Regions from separate parts of the Mus musculus genome. Here region 1 is linked to region 2. The links are chromatin contacts, found by POLR2A ChIA-PET in ENCODE. All regions are on one chromosome and are shown on one strand. The core of a region is the stretch at or near the end of the contact, and the rest is flanking DNA. Distances in the headings are between cores, read along the strand shown.

Region 1 (6,459 bases), core at 1,536-4,035, 65 kb before region 2:
TCACCCACCCCAAGGCTTACTTACCTCCCCAAAGGCCCCTCTGCCAATCACCTTCAAGATCTCAAAGTCATCTCTCTGTAGACGCAGCTCTTTCACTTTTGTTACAAAGGGGCTGGCTGAGGGGACAGAGCGGACAGCGAGGGTTTTTTTTTCCTTACAATCTCCCATGAGGTTAGGATAGGGGTGACTCTCCCAGAGACAACCCAGCTGAGGGACAGATGAGAAGCAGGGACTATTTGGTCATGATACAAGCATGGTGAGGGTCCTGACTCAGTGGACCACCTAGCCTCAGAACCTTCCTGGGCTCTAGACTCCAAGTAGTCTCTTTATGAGGCACAGAGGGACCTTGTGGTCTTCTTTAGCCAGGGGCCTAATACCCTAGAGACAATAAAGACACCACTCTCACCCCTAGTTCACAGCCTTTGACCCCTCAAGGCCAGCCCAGGGGCCTATCTGGGAAACTGGATAGGTGACATTCTTTGTCCCCAGAAAGTTTCTCTGCCACTCAGGAACTGTGGGCCTGGGTCTGGGGACCCTGTAGCACAGAGCAATCTGGCTGGAGGTGAGGCCTGGGGTAGCCCCTGGGGGCAGGGAGGACACTTTCTACAGTGCTCCAGAAAGACAGGCTCTGTGTTCCCCAAGTGGGGCCTCTGGGTCAGGAACAGATACCAGCCTGCTCAGGTACTCACAAGACACTCAAACAGGGCCAAAAACTTCACCTGGTGCCCAATGCCAGCACCTGAGGGTGTGAGCACACAGGATTCCTTCCAGGCTTGATAGCCCTGCCACTTAGAGCCCTACCTCCCTCTCTGGATGGGGCTTATACAGGCAGGAACCTCCTCCCGCATCACAGTCTGTTTGCCCTACCACCACCTCCGCAAGGGCTAGGTCCAACCACTCCCAGGCTCTCCCCATAACTGAAGTGGCTGTAGGCCAGGGGGAAGGGCACCGAGTCTTGGGAAATGATGAAGACAGGAGTGACCAGTGAGGACTGGGGGACATCTACGATCTGGCACCTTGCCTCAGTTTCCCCCTGCCAGAAGGTAAACTCCCTGCCAGCTGGGCGGGCCTGTGGGTGGGACAGAGAGCTGTTCCACAGGTTTATCAGGCAGAACCCCCACAGCGGGGGAGGTGTGCAAACCTCACTACAGAAATTAATTGTCTCTTCCCAGGTTTATGCATGGAGCCAGGGAGGAGCAGCTGCCAGCCTGCAGAAATATCAGAGGTGACCACCAGCCACATTGGCCAAACTTGGTGCCCAGATCCAACCTCCTGGACAGGATGCCTAATACCTTTGTCTTGCCAGAAGGGGTGGGGGCTCTGGGCAGGAGCAGGGACAAGTTGGGGCAGGAGAGGCGTGAGTCACACCCGGCCTTGGAGTTACCTCGGGAGAAGTCAACAGACATGCCCTGTGTTGGGGTCCCAAGCAGAGGTGCCAGAGGCAGGCAGGGAGAAACACACATATGTGTAAACACACACACATGTGCCACATGCACACACCCAGGTACAGGTGTCATGTGGGAGTGATGACAAATCAGACACTTGTAAAACACAGAAGAGTCACAGAGAAACAGGCAGGCAACGGGGGCAGGGCCGTCTAACTGCTCTCACCCCAGAAAGAAATGGCAGGACTGGCTGGTAGACCCCCATCCATATTTGGCCTAGCCTTGTGTCTGCCCATAGCTCAGGAGCACCAAGAACTCTGATCGCCTACAGGGTAAACACCCCATGTTTCAGGCCCAATTCCCATGCCCTCCTCACCAAAGCCTGGCCAGATGTGTCCAGTGCCCACATTGGGTTTAGGATCACCCTAAGTCAGCCATTCCCAAGGATTCAGACGAATCAAATAAAACCACTTCTAACAAGACCCCAAATCCTCCAAAGGGGTTGAGGTTGGTTCTTGGTCCCGGCTAGGGATTGAAGTAAGGAGACTTGTCTGCAAGGTGAAGGACGAGGACTTTTGAGTGTGTGACAGGTGAGAGGGGTCCTAGAACAAAGTGCCCGTCCTCTTGAAGAACGGAGGAAATAGAGAAAGTCTGTATGTTTATGTCACACAAAACGGTGTCCGCCTAAATGTATGTTCTAGGTAGAGCATGAGGTGACCGTTGTGAAAGATGTGTATTGGCAACATGTCTGGGGTCTGTAGCAGGGTATGTGGGAAGTGTACCTTATGTACCTGTCTCTGGGAGTTTGAAGTAAGGTGCAGGTGAGCGAGCGGGCTGTGGAGACCAACGGCAAGCGTTAGATACAGCACAATGAGGAAGTTTCAGGAATATGCCACTCCCGGGAAAAGGTCTGGGGGCACAAAGCTCCAGGTGTTGTCGTCCCTCCAGCTTCCCTTCCCGGGTGTTGCCCGGACCACTCACCCCAGCTCAGAAACTGCGCCACGTTACGCTCCCGGCGCAGGGGGGCGCTGCTGAGCTCTTGGTGCACCCCCAGCAGCAGATCCAGGAGGCCGTCGAGCCCTGGGCTGCCACCAGCTTCGCCCCGTACCAGCTGCTCCAGCGCACGCAGCCGCTGCTCCATGGCTGCCGCTGGAGCCCCGAAACCCGGGCTAGAGCCAGGCCGCCCGCATGCCCCGTCCGTCCGTCCGCCCGGCGGTCCGTCTGTGGTCCCGTGGCTCGTTCTGCGCGGCTTCCCCCCTCCCTCCCGCCCTCCCCGCTGTCACCTTCCTCGGTCGCCACCCGCGCTCCTTCACCTGGTCGCCCGCCCCGCCCTCCAAGCCCGCCCCCGACGGACGGGCAGGTGCGCGCCGGCCAATGGGAGCCGCGGCTGAAGGTGAAGGTGGGAAGGCGGAGGCGCGCGGGGGCGGGGCCGACCCTCGTCCAGGAAGTGGGAGGGCGGGCCACGAAAAGTAACTCCTGGGCGGGGTTGGAGGGGGTCCGTTGGGGTCGCAAAAGGCCCCTCTGATCACGGTGCCACCCCAGTCCCAGCGCCACCTAGACCCTCATGAGACACTAACCTAGACAGAGCCTAGCGCAACTTCCCGCGGGACCCGGCCAGCGGCCTGTCCCTTAGCCAGGCCAGAGGGGCTAGGGACGGTTGCGGCCCTGAAGCCGGATGGGAGTTGTAGTCCGCTCTGGCCTCGGTTTGAAAGCGGCGCTAAGGCAACACACCCATCTACCCCCAAAAGTTTCTGATCTCCTTTAAATCCTTAAAACTAACCCAGAGACATGTAGTTGAGGTAGGATGGGCACACTCATTTAGCATGAATACACTGCGGCTTTGGAAGGCTGAGGGTAGGGGGTCTCTGAAACTAGATTCTCGTGTGGACCTAGATGGGACTGATTTTCAAGGCTTTGGCGGGAACAAGGCCCTGAACTGGAACGTGGAGGGCACAAGAAGTTTGAGATGTGCTGATGGAGGCAAAGGAGGTGGAGGTGCTGGCTGTGTCCAGGGAGGTTTTTTATTTCTGGCCATCTGTGTTGGTCTTGATGGTGACAGGCCAGATACCAAAGAGAAGGGTGCTCTGGTGTCTTTTGAACAACTTGTTTAAAGGCCTACTTAGAGGGCTTGCCTCTCCTTCCAGACTGCAAGCTGAAGACCTTGACAGGATCGAGTCATCAGCGTTGAGGGAGGAAGCATTCTGAATGTTTGCAGGGGCAAAGTGAGTGGGACACCCAAATCCCATCTAACGGGGTCTAGAAACATTACAGGGGTTATGTTGGGGTGGTGGTGTGGGAGTGCACGCCTTTAATCCCAGTACTTGGGAGGCAAAAACAGGTAGATCTCTGGGATCCAGGCCAGCCTGGTCTTCAGAGTAAGTTCCAGGACAGCCAGGGCTATACAGAGAAACCCTGTAAAAAAAAAACAAAACAAAAAAAAAAAAAAAAAAAAACCAACCAACCACTGTAGGTCTCTCATTTGATCTTTACAGAAGCCCCTTCTCCATGAGGTCCACAATTTGAAATGGGGAAAACACAGGCATATATTTCTTTCCAGATCTATCAGGCTGGGAAAGAGACTCAGGATTCAAATTCAATGCCATGGCACTGCCAAGGGAGGGTCAGGGAGGGCAGACTGGAGTTTGGATTTACGGTTTTTGTTGTTGGTGTTGTTTTTATCCTCTCATATAAACTAGGCTGATCTGGAACACACTATGTAGTCAAGAATGACCCAGAATTCCCAGGCGTACTGCTTCAACTTCCTAGTTCTTAGATTACAGGGTGAATTGATGGAGCCTACTGGCTCTCTCAGGGATTCTGAACCTCCTCAGCACAGGGCAGGGCTGGGGCCCACAGAAGCCACAAGGAGGCGCCAGAGACTAGGGGAGGAATGAGTGTCTAGTATTTGCAAGTCGTCATGGAGAACTAGGAGGCTGGGACCCTTCCTGTAATGCTGATTCTCTAGTCACAAAGGTCAGTCAAGGGCCAACTGCCCAGGCCTCCGCTCTTGGCAAGGTCCTTGCATCAACTTCCCCAAGACCCTTAACCTCTTTGAAAGCTGAATTCTGAGAAAATCCCAACCCCAAGCAGGCTTCAATGCCATACCAGAGTGGGAGAGAAAGGCCAGAGCTGGACTCAATTGAACACACCGACTGGATATGGTGGCTCGGTACTCTGAAGAGACAGAAAGATCTCTGAGTTCAAGGCCAGCCTGGTGTACATAGTGAGTTTTAGGATAGCCCGGGCTATATATAAAGACCTTGTCTCACTAATTAAATAAATAACTGGGCACGCCAGTCATCTCAGGCACTCAGTCCTTTTAGGTTCTGTCCTAGTTTTTTGTTTATTTTGAAACCTGGGTATCCTGGGCTGGATTTAATTCTCTACAGTCTAGATAGGTGAACATCTCGTCCTTCCACCTCTACCTCCTCCCATGGACCTGTTCCACGAAGTTTTAGGGAATCCATGGCTTTCTTCATGCTAGGGGACTCTCTCACCCACCTGAGCTGCACCTGGATTAGTTGTCTCACTGTTTTTACAAGCTGCTGCTTCCTTGTCTGCTAAGTGGTCCCTATCACATGTCCAAAAGTCCTTAAAGGCTCACTGTCTGCTGGACCCTGTTCTGGCTTCATCACATGGCCAGGCTTCTAACCTAAACACTCAGAGAAGCCCCAGGATCTGGCACCCTTTATCCTATTGGTTCTGTTCTGATCTCTGAGCTAGGCTCCCAGGCCAGAGGCCTGGCCTTGCCCACAGCAGAGCACTATACTTGGCTCATGATGTAGTCCAGTGGATGAATGAATCTGTCAGCCGCAGAGTGCCAGCCCCAGCCAGTCTGAGCAGTCAGGCCACTGTCGTTCTGTTTCTTCTCACAGCATGGGCTTACTGTGCGGTCATTGCCTCCTGGAGGCTCACCCAGGTCTGCAGGAGGGACCTGCTCCACGGCAGCCCTCCCTTGTCTCCCAAGAGTCTCTGGTGGAGGTGCTGGCACCAGCTCTCGGGGAGAGGCCCTGGCAACAGATAGCGCCTTGCCCTCTTAAGGAGCTCCTTGTCATTTCAAAGTGGACACAGATCTCTGATCTCTACCAGACAGCTATATTATTATCTACCTCCTTCACAGGTTGACACAGGGAGGCCAGGAGGCAGTGACACAAACAGTTCTAGGTTCTTCCTGTAGTCCGCACCCTGAGTGCCTATTCCCCATTGCCAGCAGCAAAAGGGTACTGTGGGCTGTGGGACATATGGAAGAAGGCAAGGCCCTCCCTAGACAGGCTTGGTAAATGCTCCTATAAAAGCTTCTGGATAAAGAATGGATTGTGTCACCTCAGAGCTCAGGCTCAAGAGAAACAAAGTTCCCAGAAGGGACAGACCCTGAAGGAGAAGGGACTTGGGGCAGAATGCTTGGGTGTTTCTGACACCCTTTGAGTCTGAAGGGAACCCAGATACAAGATGGGCCAGGGGAAAGGTGCCGGTAATTTTTGTGGCCACATTTCAGGCTTTCTGAGTCTAGGCTTGCAGTTGCTCATCTAAAATGCCCCTTGGGGCGGCTGAGTCTCCTAGCCCCAGTTTCAGAAGCAGCGCAAAAACTCTGTGGTTCAGCATTCCAAGAACGAGCGACTGTCCTCCTCGACTCCGGAGAGCTGGGGACCGGAGGCTGGTTGTGGGGTCCCATGGGTCTGCTTACTGTGGCCCAGGTGTACTGCCGCGGGCAAGTCTCCTTACCCTCTCTCTGAACACCTTCTATGGACAATGGAGAGAGGCACCTGATTGGGACAAGGGAAACCTGGTGGCATGGGTTCCTCATGGGGCTCCAGTTGGTTTGTATAACATTTCTGTCTAGGAATAACATGGGGCCATCTGAGGCAGAGAGCCCAATATCCCTGCCTCTGCTGCTCAGGGCTTGTTTGAAGGTTCCTTTGGGTCAGCGGAGACCCCTCACATTTAAACCTGTGCCAGCTCCCACACCATATTCCTGCCTGCTGCACTCTGGATATTAACTGTGAAATGTCCAACACTCCAAATGGGTGGACATATGGTGGTTTCATCATCCTCGGTTTGCTTCCCAAATCCTCCC
Region 2 (6,739 bases), core at 1,310-3,809:
AGTTTCCTTCTTATGTTTGCTTCAAAACTCTATTTACTGCGGGGTGTGGTAGCCTGCATGCCTTTAGCCCCAGTGCTCAGGAAGCATAGGCAGGTGGACTGTCTGGAGATCTAGGCCAGCCTGGTATACAGTTGGTTAAGTGCTTGCCCAACATGCAGTAAGCCCTGGGTTCCATCTCCAGCAGAGTACAACTGGATGTGGTGAGGCTCACCGTGGTCCTGACACTAGGGAAGCAAAGGCCAGAAGATCAGGAGGTCAAAGCTGTATATGCTGAGCTAGAGGCCAACCTGGGCTACATGGTATACGAGATTCTGAGCACCTTCTATGTGGCAACCAGAGGCTGCAGGGATAGATAATGAGTGCCTTCGTCTCCCAGCCTGGCTAGGTTGTAGCCAGGGTCTCAGAATGCCAGGCTCTGACTCGGAGTCACTGAGCACTAGGCAAGGGTGAGCAGAACCTGCATATAACCCAGCAGCACCCCAAAGGTGAGCCAGAGTGAGGAGGAAGCAGCCAGGTGGAGGAAGTAGGATGCTGGCCCACCCCAGGCATGAGAAGAAGCAGAGAGACCTAGTCAAGAGCAGCAAGTAACACATCTTCATCCTAGACAGGCAGAGTTCAAGGTTAGGTCCAGGAGAGGGATTGATCCAAGGCCAAATGACCCCAGTCCTAGACCCACAGTAGAGCTATACAATCAAGACATAGGAAGGGGATGCTGTGCTGGGTTTGTATCCCTGTCGGCCTGGGAACGCCTGAGGCCATGAGTCACTAGTCTTCTCCCTAAGAACCCAGGTGCTCTGGGTAGTACTCGGTAAACACCCGCTGAGCCCACGGATAAACAAACAAGGCCAGAGCCAGAGGCAAGCAGAGGTTGAGTCAACCTTCCTCTTCTATTGATGGGGACACTGAGGCCTAGGCATTTGTCTTAGTCACTCCAGGTACCAGGAAAGCTGAGGCTGGGAAGGGCTCAACTTGGTCCTTGGACCATGTAGTTGCTTGGAATGCCTTCAAGGTAGGGTTGTAGGGTGAAGAGCAGAGAGGGGTGGGCTTAAGTGAGGTGCCTGGGCTGTCTGGGAGAGGCTAGAAAACAGCCAGGGCCCTGGACAGCCCCCCCTCCCAAAAAAAAAAGAAACAAGAGAGTGGACTGAGAAGGCATTCTGGCTGAAAGCAAAAAAAAAAAAAAAGGGAACACCCAGATGTTGGATATTTTTCTGAGCGGTTTAAGAGGCGAAGGTCAGACACCTCTTATACCAGGCCATTAGAAGATGCCACCATCTCTTCAACCCATATTTGTTCCCAAAGGCATGGCTCACCTCTAGCTCTTTCTAAGTGAAGCTGCAGACCCATAGGCCAGCTAGAAAAGAGAAAGAGGCCAGCCCTGCCACATGCCCATTCTACTGCTCTTGGAGCTAGGATGACCCCATACCAGCCCTTAGCTGGAGCCTCTAATTGGTGGCTCCTTGGCTACTCCCAGCCATCAGCTGTGAGTCAATGCCCCTCACCTGCCACCCCCAGCCTCCTGCTCAACTCCATACCCTAGGCCTCAGACCTCCTGAGCATCAGGCCCAGCTTCTCCTCCCATCCCCCACCCCAGCTAGCCTGAAGCTAAACCTCTACACCTCTCCTGGAGGGCTGCCCTCCAGGTAGAGATGCCAGAGACCAAGTCCTTCCCTAAACCCAAGCTAGGCCCCTCCCACTCTCCCAAAAGCAGGAAGTAGAGAGCAGCAACAGTCACACGAGGTGTGGATCAACACAGAAGGCAGTGACGCTGTTGTTGACATCCACATCCGGGGGCGATCTCCACCCCTTATGCCCAGGATCATGGGGTGAGGAGGTCAGGACACATCTTTCTACAGGTGCCCCTGGCAGGGCTCTTAACACCCCCAAAGCCTCCCTGACTACCCTAGTTCCAGCTCTTGTTACTGCCTGGCTCCCCACAACATCTCTCTGCTCCCCTAGCTCCCGGGAATCCCCTTCCCCAAGCAGCTCTCCCAAACTCCGTATGATGATGGTGACATTTTTTTTTTTAAAGTAACACCTCACTTCCTAGTCTGTCTCTCCTAGAGAGGTGAAGACAGAGACTTCTCTCCTAGCTTCTGGTTAAGTGGTGACGGGCCAGCCAGGGGGCCTGGCGGAGGCGGTCGAGACCCACTGGCCTCTCCAAACACGGTGCCTGTCCTCCAGCCCAAACCTTCCGCGAGGACCCTTCGCTGGCCCGTGCTCCCTCTCTCCACACCATCCCACCTCTGCCCTGCCTCCTCACCCAGGTTTCCAGGTGAATATCCCGCAGGGCAACGCTGCCCTTGTACAGATCCAGGCTGAGCTGGTCCAGGCTGAGGTGCTCCTGAAAGAAGTGACCCAAGTAGTGCTGTAGCAAGTAGCGGCAGACACGCTCTTTCACACAGTTCGACCATGGCCACAGCCATCGTGACATCTCGGGGACCGCCGGGCCCGAGCCGCTTCCGCTGGCCGACAGCCGGCGATCTCGGTCCGGCTGTGCTGTTCACTAGAGCCCCCGGTTCGCCCCGCCGCTTCTCTCAGCGCCAGGCCGCGCCCCCGGACGCCCAACCACGCCCCCACGCTCGCTGCCATTGGTCATTGCGAAGGGCGAGGCCCACTGATTGGCCGCGGGAGGCGGAGCCTTGAAGAGCGAAAAAGGGACTGGGCTCTTTGCGAGATGAAATGCTCCCAATCGTAGTTTACGCTTGCGCGTAAATTCTGAGTGGGAGGACCTTTAACCTCCTTGCTTCAAGCTGCGGAAAGGCTGCAACCGTAGGGCGACAGTCCGGGCCAGGAAGAGTGCGCATGTGCCGATTTGTCCAACTTTTTTTTTTTTTTTTTAGGTGATTGGGAAGAATTTAAAGGAACAGTGACTCACCCAATTTGTAGACAAGCTTATCAGAGGAGTAAAGTCAGTGCGAATTTTGCAGTCTATCTTTTGGCAACAAATGCACATTTGCACTTTTATAAAACTTTTTTTTTTTTTTTTTTGGAGACAAGCTTTTCTGTATTTGGCGGTTCTGAAACTCACACTGTAGTCCAGGCTGGCCTTGAACTCATAGGATCCTCCTGCCTCTGCCTCTCTATGATGGAATTTAAGGCGTGCATACATCATCACGCCCAGCCCTATGAAACTTGCTTTAGTCCTTTATCTTTTTTCATTTGCTTATTTGTTATTTTATCTATTTACATTTCTGTTTGTATGTTTTTCGAGACAGGGTTTCTCTGTGTATCCCTGGCTGTCCTAGAACTCACTCTGTAGACCAGGCTGGCCTCTAAAGCCTGCCTCTGCCTCCCAAGTGCTGGCGTTAAAGGCGTGCACCACCACTGCCAGGCATCTATTTACATTTCAAATGTTATTCCTCCCAGTTTGCCTCCACAAAACCCCTCTCCCCACTCCTCCTAGCCGCTTATCTTATCCATTATTGTTAACAACTCCCTAAAAAGGCACTATTTGTTTCCACTTTTTTTTTTCTTTCTTCTTCCTTGTTCTTTCCTTTTTTTGTTTTTTGTTTTTTCCGAGACAAAGTTTCTCTGTGTAGCCTGGCTGTCCTGGAACGCTCTGTAGACCAGGCTATCCTTGAAATCAGAGATGCATCTGCCTGTGCTTCTAAAATCTGGGATTGAAGGCACACACACACACACACCCATTTCTCTCTTTTTAAAAATTCTGTCAGGTCCCCAAGAAATTCCTTTTCCCAAATTCAGACATTTAGACAAAAGTGAGGATTCCCTCAGGGACATACACCAAGCCAGTCTTTGAATTCCAGGCTAGCCTAGTCTACAGAGGGAGTTCCAGAACAGCCAAGGTTACACAGAGAAACCCGGTCCTGCAGGGTGGGGTGGGGTGGAGTGGGGGATGATAGTTCCTACTTGCTAAGAGGAGCCATTCTGCTTATCTCTGGCAAAAGGGACTATGACTCACATCAATGAGAGTCTTTGGTGCCTAATGTATATCTATCAAGGTCCATGCTAACCTCTTGGGCTACCTGAGTCCCTACTCATAAGTACATGGTACAGAGTCATCCTGGCTGGCAGACCCTGTCCCCTAACCTCTCCAGCCCTGGAGGTTCATTTCTTTGCCCTCTTTGCTTTCTCTGCACCCCTGCTCCCCTCTCTCCCTGCTCTGGACTCTTCCAGATGCCTCTGGCTGTTCTCTTCCTTGCATCCACAAGGAACCCATGCCTTCTCCTCAGCTGTACTTTCGAGTGGCCATGTCCTCATTTTCATTTGGTTTGCTAGTGTTCCCAATTTAAGAGGTAGAAAATAGGATTATGAAGGTTGTTTAGCCCATCACCAGGAAGGTCTTTTTTCCCTCCTCTTCCCCTCCCATTTAAGGAATGCACAGCAGATTAAGGTCCCTCCCTTCTGTGGTTTGTTGGGGTCCTCTCTGAAATAATGGCTTTTCATATGTCTAATCCTAAAATCAATAATTCAACTTTCCATAAACTGGGATCTCCTCTTTCCTACAGCCTGGCAGCTAAAAATGGCCCCCCACCCCCCTTTATGGTTTTTCAGGACAGGATTTCTCTGTGTGTGTCACAGCCCTGACTGGACACTTTCTGGATCCCACTTTGTAGTCCAGGCTGGCCTCAACTCACGTGCCTCTGCCTCCCACCCAAGACACTGCCACACCCAGCTCAGAGAGACCCTTTCTTTCTTTTTCCCTTTCTTTCTCTCTTTCTTTTATAAGAGGATTGTTTATTTTATGTATATAAGCACACTGTAGCTGTCTTCAGACACACCAGAAGAGGGAATCTGATCACTTTACAGTAGCCACCATGTGGTTGCTGGGAACTGAACTCAGGACTCTGGAAGAGCAGTCAGTGTACCTAACCACTGAGCCATCTCTCCAGCCCTGAAAGACCCTTTTTTAAAAACAAATGAACAAACAAACAATGGCATAAGCAAAAATCCTGGCTTAGGGGAGAGACTTGGCTTCTTCTCAGCTCTTGGTAGGTGATAGATTGTTTCCCCACTGCCAGTGACAAGAGCCAATTCAAGGCAGATTAGATTATATTAAAAGCAGGTTTATTGGGAAGCTGCAATCAGGTGAGTTCACTGGCCCCAAGGATTGAGGCCAGGTGAGTCACCATAGGGCTGGGGTGGGGGTGGGGGGGAGAGAGCAGGGAGAGAAAGAGAAGAGAGAGACCAAAATGTCTGGACTCTATAGGCAAGAGCCTCTAGGCTGGAAAGTTCAAGGTTGAGGGCAGGGTATGCCAGGAAGGAACTGAGGGATGCTGGGAGAACCTAGAGGCCAGGTCTGCTTTCCTGGGGTCCTAAGCCAAATGCAAATTGTTAATCTCTGTGCTTCAAGACCAGGTCTGATAGTTTGGGCTGCTCAAAAGCTGTAGTCAAGGCTGGCCTTGAACTCCTAATCCTCTGCTGTCATTTATCATGGGTGCTGAAACTTCAGGCATGCTACATCAGGCCCAACAGGAGATTCTATTTTTATTTTACTTATTCTTTTGTTTGTTATTTGTTGCTGTTTGGGTTGTTTTGTTTTTAGCAGTGTTGGGGATTGAACCCAGGTCCTTGTACACACTAAACAAATACTCACACTGGGCTGTGACTTTGACTTGTTCACATCCTCCACCTTTCTGTTCCGATGGCAGCTCGGCCGCTCATTATGTAGTAGGGTCTTTAGAGAGCATCCAAGAGAAGTGAGTTGGACTCGGTGACGCCAAATTTGTCATCACTGGGAAGTGGAGGCAGAAGAATCAAGTTGAAAGTTATCCTCTGCGACATAAAAGGCTCAGGCCAGCTGGAGAGGTGGCTCAGAGGGTAAGAGCACTGAGGTCCTGAGTTCAAATCCCAGCAACTACATGGTGACTCACGACCATCTGCAATGGGATCCAATGCCCTCTTCTGGTGTGTCTGAAGACAGCTACAGTGTAGTCATCTATATACAGTAAATTAAAAAAAATTTTTTTAAAGGCTAATGGTCTCTCGGCTACCTGGGCTATCAATCAATCAATCAATCAGTCAATCAATAAGATTAACTATAAATAAATTTTAAAATTAACTACTACTAATAAAGTAGATGTAGTAGCTCACACCTGCAAGCCCAGCAGCTGAGAAAGAGAAGCAGAGGGTTGGCTGTGAATCAACCAGCCTGGGCTACATTGTGAGCTTTAGGTAAGCCTGGGCTACAAAGTGAAATAACCAGACTGGTTGTCCTGCACCTTTAATCTCAGCACCTGCTAGTCAGAGAAAGGTTCTGTGGATTCCAGGCTGGCCTGGCCTACATTGTGAGTTCCAGGAAAAGCCAGGACTATATAAAGAGACCCTGGGTCAAAATATACAAACTGTGTAAGTATGTATACAGGGTGTGGTAGTGGCACACCACACCCTGCATAAGAGGCAGAAACAGACAGATCTCTGTGAATTTGAGGTCAGCCTGGTCTGTATAATGAGTTCCAATCTACAGTTTGTCCAGTCTACAATTGTAAAGAATGAGCAAAAATATAAGAGGGTCACTCACAAATTCCAAGCAGTGAGTCCCAGGGCAGCTAGAATAACATCAGCACAGGCACACAGAAAGATATAAATAAATACAATGACACTTTGCTAAGAGTAAGAGTGTGAAAAGAATTGGGTATTGTGGCTTACAACTTTAATCCCAGCACTTGGGACATAGGCAGATCTCTGAGTTTGGGGTCAGCCTGGTCTGCAGAGTGAGTTCCAGGACAGTCAGGGTTTTATAGAGAAACCCTGTCTCAAAACAAACAAACAAACAAAC

Evidence for each region. ChIA-PET counts read pairs that join two places held with the same protein, here RNA polymerase II (POLR2A).
Region 1: POLR2A ChIA-PET joins it to region 2 with 10 read pairs in Patski. The contact joins the promoter of Cdc42bpg here to the promoter of Atg2a in region 2. POLR2A ChIA-PET finds 5 or more read pairs at or near these places in 3 of 5 experiments (Patski and embryonic stem cell).

Annotation. Positions count from the first base shown.
Region 1 is chr19:6,302,783-6,309,241 of GRCm38, reverse strand. Cdc42bpg (CDC42 binding protein kinase gamma (DMPK-like)) reads right to left here and starts at 2,785. Exons shown (of 37, transcript NM_001033342.1): 1 at 2,367-2,785; 2 at 25-116. The coding sequence starts at 2,526. It overlaps Gm52380 (a long non-coding RNA gene), which reads left to right and starts at 2,696. Exons shown (of 3, transcript XR_003952842.1): 1 at 2,696-2,778; 2 at 3,530-3,607.
Region 2 is chr19:6,237,488-6,244,226 of GRCm38, reverse strand. It overlaps Atg2a (autophagy related 2A), which reads right to left and starts at 2,559. Exons shown (of 40, transcript NM_194348.3): 1 at 2,261-2,559. The coding sequence starts at 2,431.